Linked DNA regions of Homo sapiens: region 1 is linked to region 2. Evidence: read pairs that join two places in POLR2A ChIA-PET (ENCODE). Cell type or tissue: PC-3. All regions are shown on one strand.

Region 1 (8,000 bases), 130 kb before region 2:
GCACATTGACTGGCATAAAGGAGGGGCTTCATAATTAGTTCTATTGCTTTTTCTTAACACTTTCTTCTCCAGTGACATTTTGTGTCCTTTCATTGCTTTTTTTTTTTCTTCTGTTTGTATTCCCGTGTCATTCACTGATTTATTCTCCTAGCATTGCCCAAGACGAAAATTGTTGTCCTCTGATTTAGACTAGTTATTTCCTCTTTAGGCAAAGAGGAACTGCACTTTAACATATTAAGGCATCTTTTTCTTTCATTTGCGCACAATGCTGATTTTTGCAGTCCTATTTTACGCCTTAATGTGACAACTTCCTGGTTTTTTTTTTTTTAAACCCAGAACTTAACTATTACAACAAACCTAGGCAATTTATTTTAATTGGCATAAAGAGACTGAATAACACCAGTAACTGACTGTGGCTTTCATGTGACCCTGGTTTGTGATGAGCTGTGCTGTGTTTTGGGAATAGCATTAATATTTTCTTGCAGTTTGAGTTTAACTATCAACGGTTTCCTGGCATCTTTTGGTTGATGTCAGACAGTAACATTTTAGATATGGCAGCCTGATTGTCACCTGCACATTTAGAGACAATTATTAGACTAGTGGTTTTCCTTCTAAAGCCAAAGAGTTTTTTGATAATCTTCCTATATATACTGTTACACCCCCCAGTTTTGTGAACACACAATAACTAGTCTTATGACTTGCGGTAATGCTGAATAATACATCTGTTGTGTTACTTTCCTAATGTATGATCTAAGTTGTATTACCATTGTCTTATGTTTTCCTTAACATTAAAACCTTTCTTTTGTTTGTTTAATTTTGTGTGTGTGTGTTATGGAATATACTGTTACTAATAAAAAATTAAACAGGAAACCCACAGGGGACAAAAGGATGTGTAGATGGTTAAGCTTGATGTCACACATATAAACAAGAGTATTTATAGCAAGGTTTATGTTTAAAATTGTGTTTAAAATGGATAATTTATTAATGAACAGGAAAATAAGTCTAATTTCTTAATTCCACCCAAAGAAATAAAAGGTTGATCCTCTTGGATTCTAAAAAAAAAGAAGGTCCATATTCTACCTTTTTGCAGTTGATTCCAGAAGAAATTGGTTTATAGTGAATATTCACAGTACTTGCAGGTGGTTTGGCCTGGAAAATCTAGATGAGTGGTTTTTAAATTTAGTTGCTTATTAGACTCAAGAAAGAAATTTAAAAAACAATACTGATTACTGAGACCAGCTTTTCTAGATTCTTCATTCAGTAGGAGTAAGGAAAGGCCAATGAATGTGTATTGATAAAAAGGTTCCTGGCCGGGTGCGGTGGCTCACGCCTGTAATCCCAGCACTTTGGGAGGCCGAGGCAGGTGGATCACCTGAGGTCAGGAGTTCAAGACCAGCCTGGCCAACATGGTGAAACCCCATCTCTACTAAAAATAGAAAAATTAGTCACGTGTGGTGGCAGGGGCCTGTAATCTCAGCTACTTGGGAGGCTGAGGCAAGAGAATTGCTGGAACCTGGGAGGCAGAGGTTGCAGTGAGCCGAAATCATCACACCTTTGCACTCCAGCCTGGGCGACAACAGCGAGGCTCTGTCTCAAAAACAAAACAAAACAAAACAAAAAAGGCTTTTAGGTTGAGTCTGATTTTGTTTGTTTGTTTTGGTCTCATTTTGGAGACAGCTTTATGATTAGTGCTGAAGAAGGGAAAATGATCAACAGGAGAGTTGATTGGGAGGCTCTCTCCTGGGGCACAAGAAACACCATGTACTTAAAAAATTTTTAATGTAAAATACCCCTTTAAGGATAGAATTTAGGGCCTTGAAATTCTACTCAGTTGCTATGAACTGTGGGGAATTTGAGACAAATAGCTTTTGTAATTGGAATGCACACTGTGTTGTAATAATGTGGAAAGAGAAACAAAAACTTTCCTTAATGTAATGAGTTTCCATTATCTGCCTAATCTAAGGTTTGTAAGTCTACATTGTCAGGATTTATATTGAGGAGATAGGGGGTGTCATTTTCTGTACACATTCCTGTCCCCACAACTTTCTCTTCAGCCTCTTCTATAACATCAAAATATTTGTTGTCTGTACTTTTCTTTCTCCGCAGTGGTTTTCTTATCTCCTTTTCTGTTGGTCACACTGAAACCACCTCCAATACCACATTGTTAATGGAAATTCACACACTTATTAGGTTTTTCCTTCTGTAGAACCCTTCCAACTCCTCATTGTTCTTACCAAAGAAAGAAGATGAACTGTGAGATTATTTGAGGCCCCCCCCCTTTTTTTCTGGTGGAAGTAAGCAAAGAACGGAAAGATCTCACCTTTCTATGGATAAAGTAAAACTCCAACATGTTATCGTTTTTTAACTGAGTTATTTCATAATGTTGAAACATGAATAATAACAAAATAATTAGATTGGTTCTTAGAGAAGGGATTTTAAAATATAAAAGCTCATTAAAGCACTTTTCTTGCTTAGTGTTTAGGTAGAATAAGTTCGCTTTAATTCCAGTTTGTGTCACTTCCTGTCTCTCTCTGAATAGTAAAAAAAAAAAACAAGAATGTTCTCACAAATGTGTGTCTGCCAACAAATTAATACTCCACAAAGAGAAACTCTGCCCCACATGGCAGCTTCCAATAAATGCTCTGATTCAAATCACAACTCTTTCATTTTTTTTTTATCCCCTTCCCCCTTGAGGGAGCACATTTAGACAATATTTGAGGATGTCATCTTTCTGCTTTTTAAAACTCTCTAGAGTTTTCATTTAAGACTCTTAATGGTTGATGACTAAAACTACAGATCTGGATAGTGGAAAAACTAATAATCTTAAAAAACACTTCTGAAATGTGGTAAAGTGCATTCATTCTCTTCCCTCCTCTTTGTCCTTTTCAAAGAAAGAAAGTTCAATATGAAACCAATGCAAATTATGACTTTACTCAGTGAGATATTTTACCTTCTTTCAGACTGTTTCATACTGAAGTTTATAAAAAAAAAAGAAAAATAACTATGTTAAAATAGGAGGGTTAAGGAATGTATTATTCATAAGCATAATGAACACAAGAACCTGTTTTTCCAGAAGAATTGGGTTGATTAAATCATTCACCACACAAGCCTCTAGTTATTTATTTTTGTCTTTAGAATTACAGTACTTAGCTTTTATAATAAAGTGGACTTGATACCCATATTTGGTATGGCAGTTGAAAGTAGTCAAATGAAGAATTATTTCATTTTACAAAATTTTTAGTAAGTAAGGAATATAAACACTATCAGTTAAACATAGCAAACTTGCATTTTTTTATTCCTTGGGCTATAGTTTGAAAAAAAAATCAAATTATTTTATGTAACACTGATTCTTACAGAGTTCCTTTAAGCGAAGTATGAAAGCTGCAGTGTAAGCTTTATTGGCCTATAAATATGTCATTATAGTTGGACTACATTTATATGCTTTGGATTGTTGTTTAAGCCAAGAAAATATGTCTCTACAGGTTGACTTTTTATTGAAGCCCTTTGAGGCATACAACAGAATGTATTTTAGGCCAAGGTTATTAAAACAGCATTTTCATTTTTTTGCAGCAGACTCATTGTCAATTATGCTGCCACAAACTGTCTGTGGATGGGCAGTTATGAATGGTTTCATCTCCAAATGTGTCTTTAGAAAAAGAAAGAAAAGATAGAGGAGTCTGAGCTGAAACTGAGAAAAAAGACCCAAAGATTATGTGTGGGGGTCTGGCTGAATTTAATGATGGGGGTTCCCTCAGTTCAATTTCTGTTTCTAAATCTGTCCCATCAAATTGAGAAAGAGTAGCTTCCCCCTTTCTTCTGTTGCTGGGACTTTCACTGTACTTTTTGGGAGTCAACAGCATGGTGGGGTTAAAAGAGCAGAGGGTGGGCTGTCAGGAGAATCTTGGCTCTACATGTAGATCTGTCACCACTGGAAAAGTCACTGGAAGACACTGTATGATTTTTTACCTGAGTGCTCTCATGAATTTATTAGGATTTGAAGACATGCCTCTTATTGGAACAATCCTTCCTTCCTTTCTAGACTTAAATTTTATGTGTATATATTTTTTGTTTTTTATTTTTTTCAGTGAAGAGAAATAACTTTTATTAATGAGAGCAATGAATTCTTAATTCTCAGCCACAAAAAAAGATAAAATACAATGAGATTTTCAAATGTAAAATAAAATATCTGTACTCACTTCATTGCTGCAGAGATAAAGTGAAATATTATTATACAGCTCTAAGGTGACATGAAAAGAACACAACTGTTCAACCAAATGGCTCAAAGTAGGTTTAAATTTTATGTGTATATTAAAGAGTCTTTGGAAGGTATTTGTTGTTTATATTTTACTTTGGATTGCTGGTTTCACTCTGCCATTTTCCATAACACTGCAACTTGAGAAGTTTCTTAAATGATATATTGTTTATACATTCAGCTTTGTTTTGTCTAAAATGGGCAATAATATGTACCTGGCTGTTTCTCATTGGATTTTTGAGAAGACCACCTGAGAACAAATTAGTTAATATCTATGGAAACATTTGTGATACTGAAGTCTAAAGTGGTATTATTAGTACATTATTATTATCAGAAGCAGGTTCTGTATGATAGGGAGCCATGTGGTACAAGGTTAGCTTATTTGTCCCTTTTGAATTTCCCTAATCACACACACATTCTAGTAATTTAGAACAGGGTTTACTCTCATTACTGTCTCCCTCGATAGAAAACTATTATAAAAGTCCTTTAGGTTTTTGCTTGTTTATATGTATATATATAAATACATATTATATATGACTATTATTTTAATATATATTTATTTCAAATAATAAATGTATGTAATATATACCATATAACATAAACATTTTATATATTTATATATTAATATATATTTATATTTTATAAACTTTTATCCTCCTGAAAATTCTGTCAAAATAAACTGAGCCATAAGTGGCCAGTTGTATAGGATATCTCAAATACTCTTGGTTAAAAATTAGCTGTAGTTTTTGCTTGGAGATTCTGGAGGCCTCGTATTGCAAATGGTTGTTTCAGATCACTTTTGAGTTTGATATGTCAGGCAGCTTCCTGAGATGTGGACATGGGAAGGATTCTCACTTTTTGTTGAAGAAAACAATATAAATGTCTGTAAGAAGCATGCTAAATGCAGACATCTTGTCATAGAGACTTTTCACTGCTAATGAATTTACTAGGATTGGAAGACATCCTTCTTACTGGGACAATCCTTCCTTCCTTTCTAGATTTAAATTTTGTATGTATATTAAAGAGTCTTTTGAAGGTATTTGTTGCTTGGATTGCTGGCCTAAGTCTACTATTTTTCTTAACACTGCAACTTGAGAAGTTTCTTAAATAATATATTGTTGCACTATACTATTCATGAATATCATGAAGAATCATTACAGAGCAACCTTCTAACTAAAACGAATTTGGGCCAGGCGCAGTGGCTCACACCTGTAATCCCAAAACTTTGGGAGGCCAAGGCGGGTGGATCACAAGGTCAGGAGTTCAAGATCAGCCTGGACAACATAGTGAAGCCCCATCTCTACTAAAAATATAAAAATTATCCGGGCATGGTGGCATGCGCCTGTAGTCCGAGCTACTCAGGAGGCTGAGGCAGGAGAACTGCTTGAACCCAGGAGGAGGAGGTTGTAGTGAGCAGAGATCACATCACTGCACCCCAGCCTGGGCAACAGAGTGAGACTCTGTCTCAAAAAAAAATAATAATAATTTGGCCTTTATAGTATCCTTAAGTTCAACATGGAAACTAATTACATACGAGACTTATCAAAGACTTGTAAAGATACTTTCCAAAGGATTTTCTCTCTGACAATATTGTTGTGTTAACCATGCATTCGTTAAAGAATTTTATCATAGCCCAATTAACATTGGAGGAGATACTCTCCAAGTACCCACATGACTCTTCAAGAGATTGCCTCATGCCGTTATAATGTGACAACCCAAAGGACTTTTGATGGAGTACAAGAATCTGCATCCAAGATATTCAGAGTTTTAGAACAGCTTATTACCAGTATATCTTCTCACTTACTTTCTTTTTTTTTTTTTTTTTTTTTTTTTGAGACAGGGTCTCACTGCATTGCCCAGGCTGGAGTGCAGTGGTGCGATCTTGGCTCACTGTAACGTCTGCTTCCTGGGTTCAAGCAATTCTCCTGCCTCAGCCTCCCAAGTAGCTGGGATTACAGGTGCCCGCCACCATGCCCAGCTAATTTTTGTATTTTTTCAGTAGAGACGGGGTTTCACGATGTTGGCCAGGCTGGTCACAGACTCCTAAACTCAAGTGATCACCCGCCTTGGCCTCCCAAAGTGCTGGGATTACAGGTGTGAGCCACTGTGTCCAACCCAGTATGTTTTCTAAGAAACTAGGAATACATATGGTTATAACACATAGGAATAAGATTATTCATTTCATTTGAAATTTAAATTTTGGCTTGACCATCTAATTAAATAGTTGAATATTGCCTTGTAATAGTGGTAGAATGAGTGAGTAAAAGTGGCTCAAATAAGTAATATTCATTTATGCTGTCTACACTCAGCCATCTTGGCTATTCCTGCTAGAAAAGAGGTCTTTGTGAAATCTGACCAAGTCTGAGCCAATCAACAGCTGGTCGTTGATAATGCTGCCCAGGTACTTGTACTGCCATCACTCATGAAGGCACAATCCAAGTTAAGACCCTTTCATTTGGAATTACTGTTGACCTGAGGATTTTCTAGTGTTTCCTGCAGCCACGAAAGCTTCTTAGAATTCCAGGTTCATTTCTTCTTCTGATGACGGACTGAAGATGGACCATCAGCTGAAAAGAAGTTTGTAGAATTTTGGAATTTATTCCTACTTTTCCATTTGGAGATGTCAGGGCAGAAGTAGAAAAAAAGTGAAATTGGAACTTTCTGTGCTATTTTTAGTATCCAGGCTACCAGTATTTACCTCTAGGATACAATGTATGCAAAAGGAGTAATGGAGTACAAGAATCTGCATCATGCTTTTCTGAAACTCTTTATAGAATTGTCAGGCTGGAAGGGGCCTTCATGAACATTGTTTTCTCCTCTTTTTCCTTCTAACAGTCGTCAGGCCTCTCTTTTCAGTTCTTCCCTAAGATGTGCTTTCAGAATCCCTCACCATCACGGTTACTTATCTTAGGATACACTTTAGGTAATTTTTTTTTTTTTTTTTTTTGAGATGGAGTTTTGCTCTGTCACCAGGCTGGATTCGGATCCCTGCAACCTCTGCCTCCTGGGTTCAAGCAATTTCCCTGCCTCAGCCTCCCGAGTAGCTGGGACTACAGGTGCGCGCCACCACATCCGGCTAATTTTTTTGTATTTTAGTAGAGACGGGGCTTCATCGTGTTGGCCAGGATGGCCTCGATCTCCTGACCTCGTGATCTGCCCACCTTGGCCTACCAAAGTGCTGGGATTACAGGTGTGAGCCACCATGCCCAGCTGAGGTGATTTTTTTATACCATTTAACTCATTTATATTGCAGGAGCTCATTTTTACTAAGAATCCTAGAGCCAGAATAGGAGTAGATTCTAGAGAAAGGCCCCAGTGATCCATTACGCATGGCCAGAACTCTAAGGAGCTGGCTTGGCATCCTCCAGATACAACATGACATTAGCAAAACTACTGGACTCTTCTCTAGAGCTGTATGGCCTTGGCCTTTTTATAAGTAAGAGCAAAAAGGGGGAAAATATTCTGCCACTACACTCCCTGAAGTTTAGGTACCTATTTTTTTGTTTGTTTTTATACACAGTAATATTAAGTGTAGACTAGTATCTAATGAACATCGTTGTTAATATGGCAGCTACTGTGGCTCAATATCAATGTTGTGCCTTTTGAGCTTCTGTAGTTCCTGTAGTTTTTTACTCTAGCATTTAGGATAGGGCTTGCCCAAACTGATTTTTGCCTCAGTAACGGTCTACAGTTGAAGACCAGCTTGGTGTCTGAGAGTCTGTTTAAGCTATTCCAACCAAATAATATA
Region 2 (8,000 bases):
ATGAAAATGAAGGGGTTCTTTCTATTTGAAATAGAAAAGGTACCATTTACCCCATAATATTTAACCAGCCACCTCCTCCTCCTCAGATTTACAATTACAGAGCCCCGGTTGCAAGTTGAGGTTTTTTAATTTTTTTTTTTTTCATTTGATTGCTGCCTTTAGCCCCTTGGTGAACTCCGCTGGCAGCCTCGTGGGTATTTTTCAAAAGAAGCCTCCTGCTTGACTGTATTAAATTCCACTGGCACCTTTGCCACGCCCTGTCCCCTACACATTCAAATAACAGAGTTTTCCCGTAACCCTGTTGAGAAATGTTCACGAGGGCCGCAGAACTTGTTCTGTCTTCCAAATTTCAAGGAAATACTAGACTTACTTGGATGTAGTAAATGACATGGTTTCCCCAAATTAATCATTTGCCAGATCTTGCATCTGTTATTTTGTAAAATCTTAATTTTTGTACAAAAATAAAATTAAAGGAAAAAATTAAACAAGACCATAGTGTGCAGCTCAGTATATTACAAGCTGTTTGTTTTTATTCACTCAACTCAATAATGTACGTAGCTAGCATTTTAACTGTGGAATATGTTAGTTTTCATATGATTTGATCAATATCCCATTTTCTTGACCTAAGTGAATAAAAATAAACAGCTTGCAACATATACAGTTTCAGATTTTGGTTTTGTTTTGGTGGTTAGAGAAGCTGGCATAAAAATATAGCCTGAAATGACTATAAATTCCACAACCAATTTGATCATTTAACTTAATCTGTGTAGTAATTTTATTTATTTTTTAAATTGGCAACACATCTCATGGATGGAAAATCAGAAGATACAAAAGCATGTTTGGTAAAAGACTCTTTTTTACCTCTATACCCGGTTCCCCATTTCCACATGCCTCAGGCAATGTTAATGTTGATTCATCTAAACTGTTGAACTAAGATATATTTCAGCTAAAACCTGATTTTATTTTGATGCTTTATCAAATGACTTAAAGGAACAGGGTATGAGTATGAGTCCTTGACAAACCTACATGAATATCCAGGGAGGTGTCTTAAATGAAACGCACTTAGGATGACAAAATACACATCCAAAAGTAGAATTCCATTTTTATTGTAAAGAAGAGTGCTGAAAGCGAGATCTCACTATGAAACCATAAATCACCCCATATACTCTTTTGGACTTCTCTGTTTCTGGGTTTCCAGAACAGACTGTTCTCTTCTGACTGTTGCATATGTATTGAAGCCTGGCACTATGAATCTCTTATGATGTAAGATTGAATTTCCCATTGCCATTTTTTCAGATAACAGCCCGCCGTCAGTGGAAACATATTTATGATGAATTAGGCGGTAATCCTGGGAGCACCAGCGCTGCCACTTGTACCCGCAGACATTATGAAAGGTAAGAAACCATTTCATGGAATTGCTTAGTTAAAAGTGTGTTAATTGAAAGGAGCTTCTGGTCAAGGATAAGACAGAGGAAGTCTAAATGACCTTTTGGGAAACTGAAAATTTCCCTCTGGCATTTTACTTTGCATACCGCCTTGTGATTTTTAGGGAACATGGCTTTCTCTTGTTACAGGGGCTAAAATTAGATGTTCTTTTAGTTTGGTTCTGTCATGTGACCACCTGCCTGACAATGCCTTTTTTTTTTTTCCCCACAAGCATAGATTACTCAGGATGTTCTCTTTAGGCTCTCTTAACATGAGAACCTTTAGCTTCTGAAAAATCTGCAATGCTACTCTGAGGTTGACATTGAAAAGTAAGCACTTCTCATAATATTAGCATTGAAAAGTAAGGATTTCTCATAGTAAGAGAAATGGCCCCAGATCAAATCTGTTGTTTTATTTCATCCTGGTATTTTTCTTCTACGGAATCTTCTTACCAAGCTCTGTGTGGCTTGGTTTTCTAACAATTTCAGCCTATTTCAGAAAGATGATGAGGATGCAAACAAGAAGTAATGCAAAATTAGCCTACTATGTTGCATCCACAGGAGTGGATTTCCCGTTTGCATTAGGACTCCATTATTCACACCGTTAAAGACCAGTTAGCAGATTAATGCATTATCCCTCTATGCTTCAAGCCCATACTTAATTTGTTTAGGTCATTACCAACTTCCTTATAACTGGCATTTCCCTTTGGGTCTTATACGTACATCCTCAGGCAATACCATTTAACTCATCAATTCTTAGTCCTTTTTTTCCAAGTTCAATTTTACTTTTATCTGTATTGCATTTAACTCAGCTTTAGTATGGCCGTTCAACAAGAATGTTTTTGTAATAATAAATTGAATTGGGTTTAGTACACCATGAAAAATTGCTACAAAGTATTCCCAAAGGATTGCCTTACTTGGCAGGGTTGTAATTCAGAAGGATTTTTAAAAATTGATAATAGATGTTCAAATTATTACTCTTTATAGCATTGTTTTTCAATACAACACATCAATTTTTAAAATATGTTATTTCTGTCAGTGTTTAATACAAAAACTCACCCATTCTCACTGTATGTATAAGGTACACCACTGATGTCCTAGTACAAAGTAGCACTGATATCTCAGGTGAGTGTTCCGAAAATAATGTCTAAGGAACCACAGGCTACTTGTTTTTGACTTATGAGTCAAGGCTTCATTCAGAACTTTTTTTTTTTTTTTTTTTTTTTTGAGACGGAGTCTTCCTCTGTCACCAGGCTACAGTGCAGTGGCATGATCTCGGCCCACTGCAACCTCTGCCTCCCAGGTTCAAGCGATTCTCCTGACTCAGTCTCCCAAGTAACTGGGACTACAGGCACGTGCTACCACGCCCAGCTAATTTTTGTATTTTTAGTAGAGACGGGGTTTCACCATGTTGGCCAGGATGGTCTCGATCTCTTGACCTCATGATCCACCCACTTCGGCCTCCCAAAGTGCTGGGATTACAGGCGTGAGCCACCACACCCAGCCAGAACATTTTTACTAGAAACTCTGTCCCTGTTTTCAAATAGATTCTGTTTTGAGAGTGGACATCCCTGTCCTTTATATGCAAATGCCCTCAACACCTGAACCATCAAACATAAAGGAGCAGATAGCAATTAAAGCTTGAAAAAGGAGTGTATCTCAGCTGTTAGCTCATCTAGTTAAAGAATGAAAACATCAATCAAATTAATTACAAAGTATCACATGGTAAAAAAAAAAAAAAGAGAGAAGGTTTGGCATGGAGAGAAGGACTCAACCCATAGTAGTGTGTGTGTGTGTGATTGAGCAGGTCTGTGAATAAAAGTAGGATTCTTCTGAAGATTGTGTACTTTTGATTATTTACTTCTTTCAGGAGATTCCTGAAAGCTTTCAATCACATTAGAAAATTTTAGTAGATATACCACAAACTTTAGCAATTAAGAAACATGATTAAAGATGTCTTAAAATTTTTCTCTTCTCTCCCTATTCTTGGGACCAGATTGGATATTCCATAAAGGTTTGCTTTCTCACTCGATTAAACTTTTTGAAGAGTGGTGTCACTTTTCCAAATCCAGAATTTGGTCAGTGTATGAGTCAGGGTGCAGTAAGGAAAATGGAAACCACACTGGGTATTCAACAAAGAGACTTCACCATAGGCAGTTGCTTAAACAGGGGTTGGTGTGAGGCACTAAGTTAACACGGGGGCAACAACTGTAAGTTCCCTAGGGTGACAGAACAGAGAAGAGAGGTTGGTTGTCACCACCCAGAAGTTTGGAGAATGTGCCTCAGAGCTGGGGTTCAGGTCCCTGGTAAGAAGGAGTCACCCAACCAGCACTGATGCTTCGGGAGCTCAGAGGTGGAGCACTGCAGAGCTGGGCTGAAACCTGAGGAGGCGGTGCTCCCTGGCTGCTGCCAGACCTCAGAGGACACGCGCTGAAACTGCTGGGGGACTGTTGAAACTAGAGGCTGCAACCCACTGCTGCTGTTAATGCATTGTGGAGTTGACACTTATGTGAACAAGTGAAATGGAAAGGAGATTCCTTTTCTCTCCCTGCCTCCCAGGACACACTGTTTGCAGAATAGTAACAGGAAGATAGCTGACAAAAGGGATGTGTAATTTACAGAATTCCAGTCCTAGCATCAGCAAGCAGAGTACAGAAGGGTGGATTTGGAGTTGAAAGACAATAGGCCATCCGCCAAGTGGGAACCCCATATGCAGAGCCCATTTTATGTGTGGCAACACCAAAAATTGGCAGTGTGGAGCCTCCAACTGTGTTGTTGGAGCATAGCTGTCCCAGGGTGATTAGCAAGGTCCTTTACCTTTCCTTGGTATTTCCTTTTTGCCATCTAGACTCCTCTCACATCCTTGTGATCAGATGCAACCGCTAACTACCAAAATTTGAAGATCATTGATTTTATTTACAACAGTGCCTCTCTCAATGTTCAATCAATCATTCTCCAAGAGGAATCACCCATAATCCTATGTGTTGTGGTGGGGAGAAAAAGCTAGGATTACCGTTCTAGATGTCTTCCTTTTAATTGGTTCTACCAAAGAAGGGCAGAGGACATGCACATATATCCAAGAAGAGACTGAAGCTCTGGGCTAAAACTTCATGATTATGGTGGATTTCATTCATTCTTGCTAGTCACAGGTTGCATGAACAGATAAAACAGAGATGACTGGATTGGTGAAGGAACACTGTTTTCAAGAAGGGTCAATGAGTTGAGAATGGTCAGGACTTTGTGGGCAAATATCTAGTCTGGAAATGCCCTTGGAATTTTGTAAAGCCTTCCAAACCAAATCAGGATGATGAGAGCTCTTCCTACTAGGCTGCGGGTTCTTCTGTTCTCATTCTTTTCACTCCGATAAAGAGAACTGCTCTTTTTCCTATTTCCCTGCCACCAGCTTTGCTTTCCTAGAAGATGAAGAAGTGAGTGATCTCTATGCATTATCCACTGATTTATTTTTCATGCACTGTGGTTCATGTTTCCAGTAAACGTTTTCATTTTACAACAAGAAAAATGTAGCCAGTTCCTCAGTAAAATGTTACTTGTATATTAGTTGAGCACTTTTGGTTTATTAATGAGTGCAATAATGAAAGTGTGGGTTGTTGAAAAGAATCAATGGGTGTTTTTATTTAAGGCAAAGCAGAAATGGTACAATGCTTGTGAATACATCATTGTCACTGAAGGCCTGACTCGTACAAACTTGCCTCTGATTGGTTTAAATCAAATAGGTCCAAGCACTTCATAAAAATGTCTTTGTCAGCCGGGTTTTGCTTCCAAATCTATTCATCTCTGTCAGTTTTTAATATTAGTACCAGGCTCCTGGCCATAGTCCATTAGTACTGTACTTAATTGCTCATGTTACAGATGATTACCAATATAAAAAGCATTAATGTTTTCCCATCGCAAGGCTGTTGCTATGTAGATGTCTCAAACTCAGCAAAGCTTATGAAATGTGGTTATTCTGGACATTTCTTGCTCAGGATTTATAGATGAAGTTACTGTAGCTTTTGATGCAAAGAAAAATACCCACCTCATTCTTTCTAAGTGGAACATTTTCTTTCTTGTCTAACTCTTTACTTAAAAGTAACCAGTTCACTTTATTTTTATCAGTAAAGGAACAAAAAGGAAAACGACTACTTTTATGGAATTCTCTTAGCTTGATTTTCTGGAATAGTAAATCACTTTAAAGGCTTTGTTTTCACATGCAGATTTCCCTTTTTAAAAAATGTTTTTAAAGTCCATGCAGGGGGAAAAAAATCTTTACTCAGAATGCTAGATTACTGGTTTTAATTTTCCTGAATAAATTACATGGTCTGTTTCTGTGGAGCACATGAAGTTGTTATTAGGGATTTTAAAAGGAGCATTAAAGCAAAAGTACTTTATGATGTGCATTTTTGAGTATTTAGAAAATCAAAATCATAAACAAATGTATTTGTTTGTGAGGGAAATTAGCAACTATTCTTCATCTTCTTGCACACATAATGCCTAATTTCAAATCCAACCTTTTGCTTTTACCATAAGCATTCCTTGGACAAGATTGTCACCCTGCATGGCTGAGGCAGCTTTCTTTGCAGGGACTTAAGGTGAGCTGTACCCAAGCCAGATGTACTTGGGCAGATACTGGGTGATAGCTGGAGCTTCTGCCTTTTTTCTCTGAAGGTATAAGGTAGAGTGTGGGAGGCTTCATGTTTTGAATAAGATAAGCATGTGCTTTAAGTTAAGGACCAAAAATATATCAGGTTCTAAGGAACCCACCTAATCATACCATGGATAAAGGCTGGGGAAGGAAAGGTGAGTTACAGTTCTGTGCACATCAAGGACATGATTCCATGTATTCTTGCTCATTTGGACACCCTTGGAGTTAATAGATACGCAATTCAGAAAGTCACAGGCCACATCTCAGAATTGTATATTTAAGAGGACCCCTAGCAACTCCCTAGACCAGTGCTACTCAAATGAGATTTTCTGACTTGTCCATGAACTGTTTTCTACTAGCCCATAACAAGCTAATAAGCACAGCAATTGCGAATAAGCATTGATACACTTACGCTGAAATTTGCCAGAATAACATTATGTCTGTTGAAGCTAATAAAAACTTGGGGCTTGTGTTTTGTATGCCTCCTTTTGAATTCCATTTTTCTAGTAATTCATTTTTATGGTTGTTTACAAAAGCATCAGTCAGCATCAGATGGGAAATTTAGAAAACTCGTCTTTCACCCAGGTCAGTGGAGAAGGTCCGCTCCTACATCTTGGCCACAAACTCAGATATTTATGGAGGCAGGTAGCAAAGATGAGTGCAGGGGCCACGGCTGGAAAGTGTGAAACTGGCACGCACAGCCCGGGCCAGAGAGCCCAAAGGGACCAGCCCACACTGTTGCTGTAGGTAGATGCCGTCTGTGCGCTTCCTGACCTTCTATGTTTTCAAGATATTTTTTTAATGTGAAATAACCTAACTTACAAACACTGGCTCCAATATTTAAAAAAATATTTTATATAAGCTAAATCAAACATGCCCAGGGGCAAAATATAGCCTACAGGATGCCAAGTTCCACAAAGACTGAAATATGCTTGACACTAGGCTCTCCAGCCTCTGATACAGCGCCCTGCAGTGGGAGGGCCTAGAGGAAGCTTCAGGGTTCCAGGCGCTCTTACTCTGCTCTACACACTCTTCCGTGTGCTGAGCAAAACACCCTCTGTGGCTTCCCATTGACCTTGCCTTGCCTTCGGAGGACGACTCGCCACATGTCTGCTCCCTTTGCTCTGATCAGCGTCCAGGAGCTTGTCAAAGCTCCTCTTTCACTTCAGGTCTTCCTGTTCCATTCAACCAAGCCTCAGAGCGTCAGTAATGGACCTTCACCAGCTCGGCTTGCTCTCATGCAGGCGCCTCCAGTTTGTGTCACTCAGAATACCCAAAGCTACTCCAGATGTGGCATGTAGTATTTCTCAGGATGCGGGCAGTGTCAGTCTATCAACACAGCCTAAGATTACATTTGGAATGGGCAAGAAGCCCTCTCCTACTGGCCTGTTGCATTTTCTTGGATAGGATAGATTTGCCATTTGATTAACTGTCTTTTTTATTTACTGCTGCCCTCAAAACCCAATCGGTGTTTTTTGGACATCTGCCATGTGCAGAGAGCACTCTCAGGGGTAATGAGAACATATAAAGCAAAGAGTTGAGAATTGGCTGGCAAACAATGAGGAGGTACCCTTGCCACCACATTCATAGCTGAGATTGCTAAAGGAACAGGATGCTGCTTCCGGTGAGCCCGGGTTCAGCCTCAGAATTCTTCTCAGTATGGCATCCCCAGGGAGCCACCACGACTCATTAGAACTGGAAGATGCCATGATCCTTGGTTTATCTAACCCATCACAAGATCTGAGTCAAAGGCCGTACACACATGGAAGAGAGTTATATCTATGTCTGTGGTGGGCATGGTGGCTCACGCCTATAATCCCAGCACTTTGGGAGGCCGAGGCGGGCAGATGACTTGAGACCCAGGAGTTCGAAACCAGCCTGGCCAACATGGTAAAACCCTGCCTCTACTAAAAAATACAACAATTAGCTGGGGC

The links. Peaks named below come from ENCODE experiments on the same cell type or tissue, not always from the same donor. Only the 100,000 strongest peaks of a DNase experiment are listed, where the experiment ranks them.
Region 1: POLR2A ChIA-PET joins it to region 2 with 10 read pairs; 4 of 35 experiments call an interaction of 5 or more read pairs at or near these places.

The regions. Positions count from the first base shown.
Region 1 is chr10:61,941,202-61,949,201 of GRCh38, forward strand. The region is part of intron 3 of ARID5B (AT-rich interaction domain 5B); the gene reads left to right. Among named protein-coding and RNA genes, the nearest start is that of ARID5B, 44 kb to the left of the region's middle. In PC-3, CTCF peaks have their summits at 2,629 and 2,833; DNase peaks (open chromatin) are centred at 2,620 and 3,070; H3K4me3 peaks cover 2,107 bases; H3K27ac peaks cover 4,456 bases.
Region 2 is chr10:62,068,404-62,076,403 of GRCh38, forward strand. ARID5B (AT-rich interaction domain 5B) reads left to right here. Exons shown (of 10, transcript NM_032199.3): 8 at 1,297-1,394. Among named protein-coding and RNA genes, the nearest start is that of ARID5B, 170 kb to the left of the region's middle. RefSeq lists an enhancer at 3,574-3,713. In PC-3, no CTCF peak of the experiment used is centred here; a DNase peak (open chromatin) is centred at 3,518; H3K27ac peaks cover 478 bases.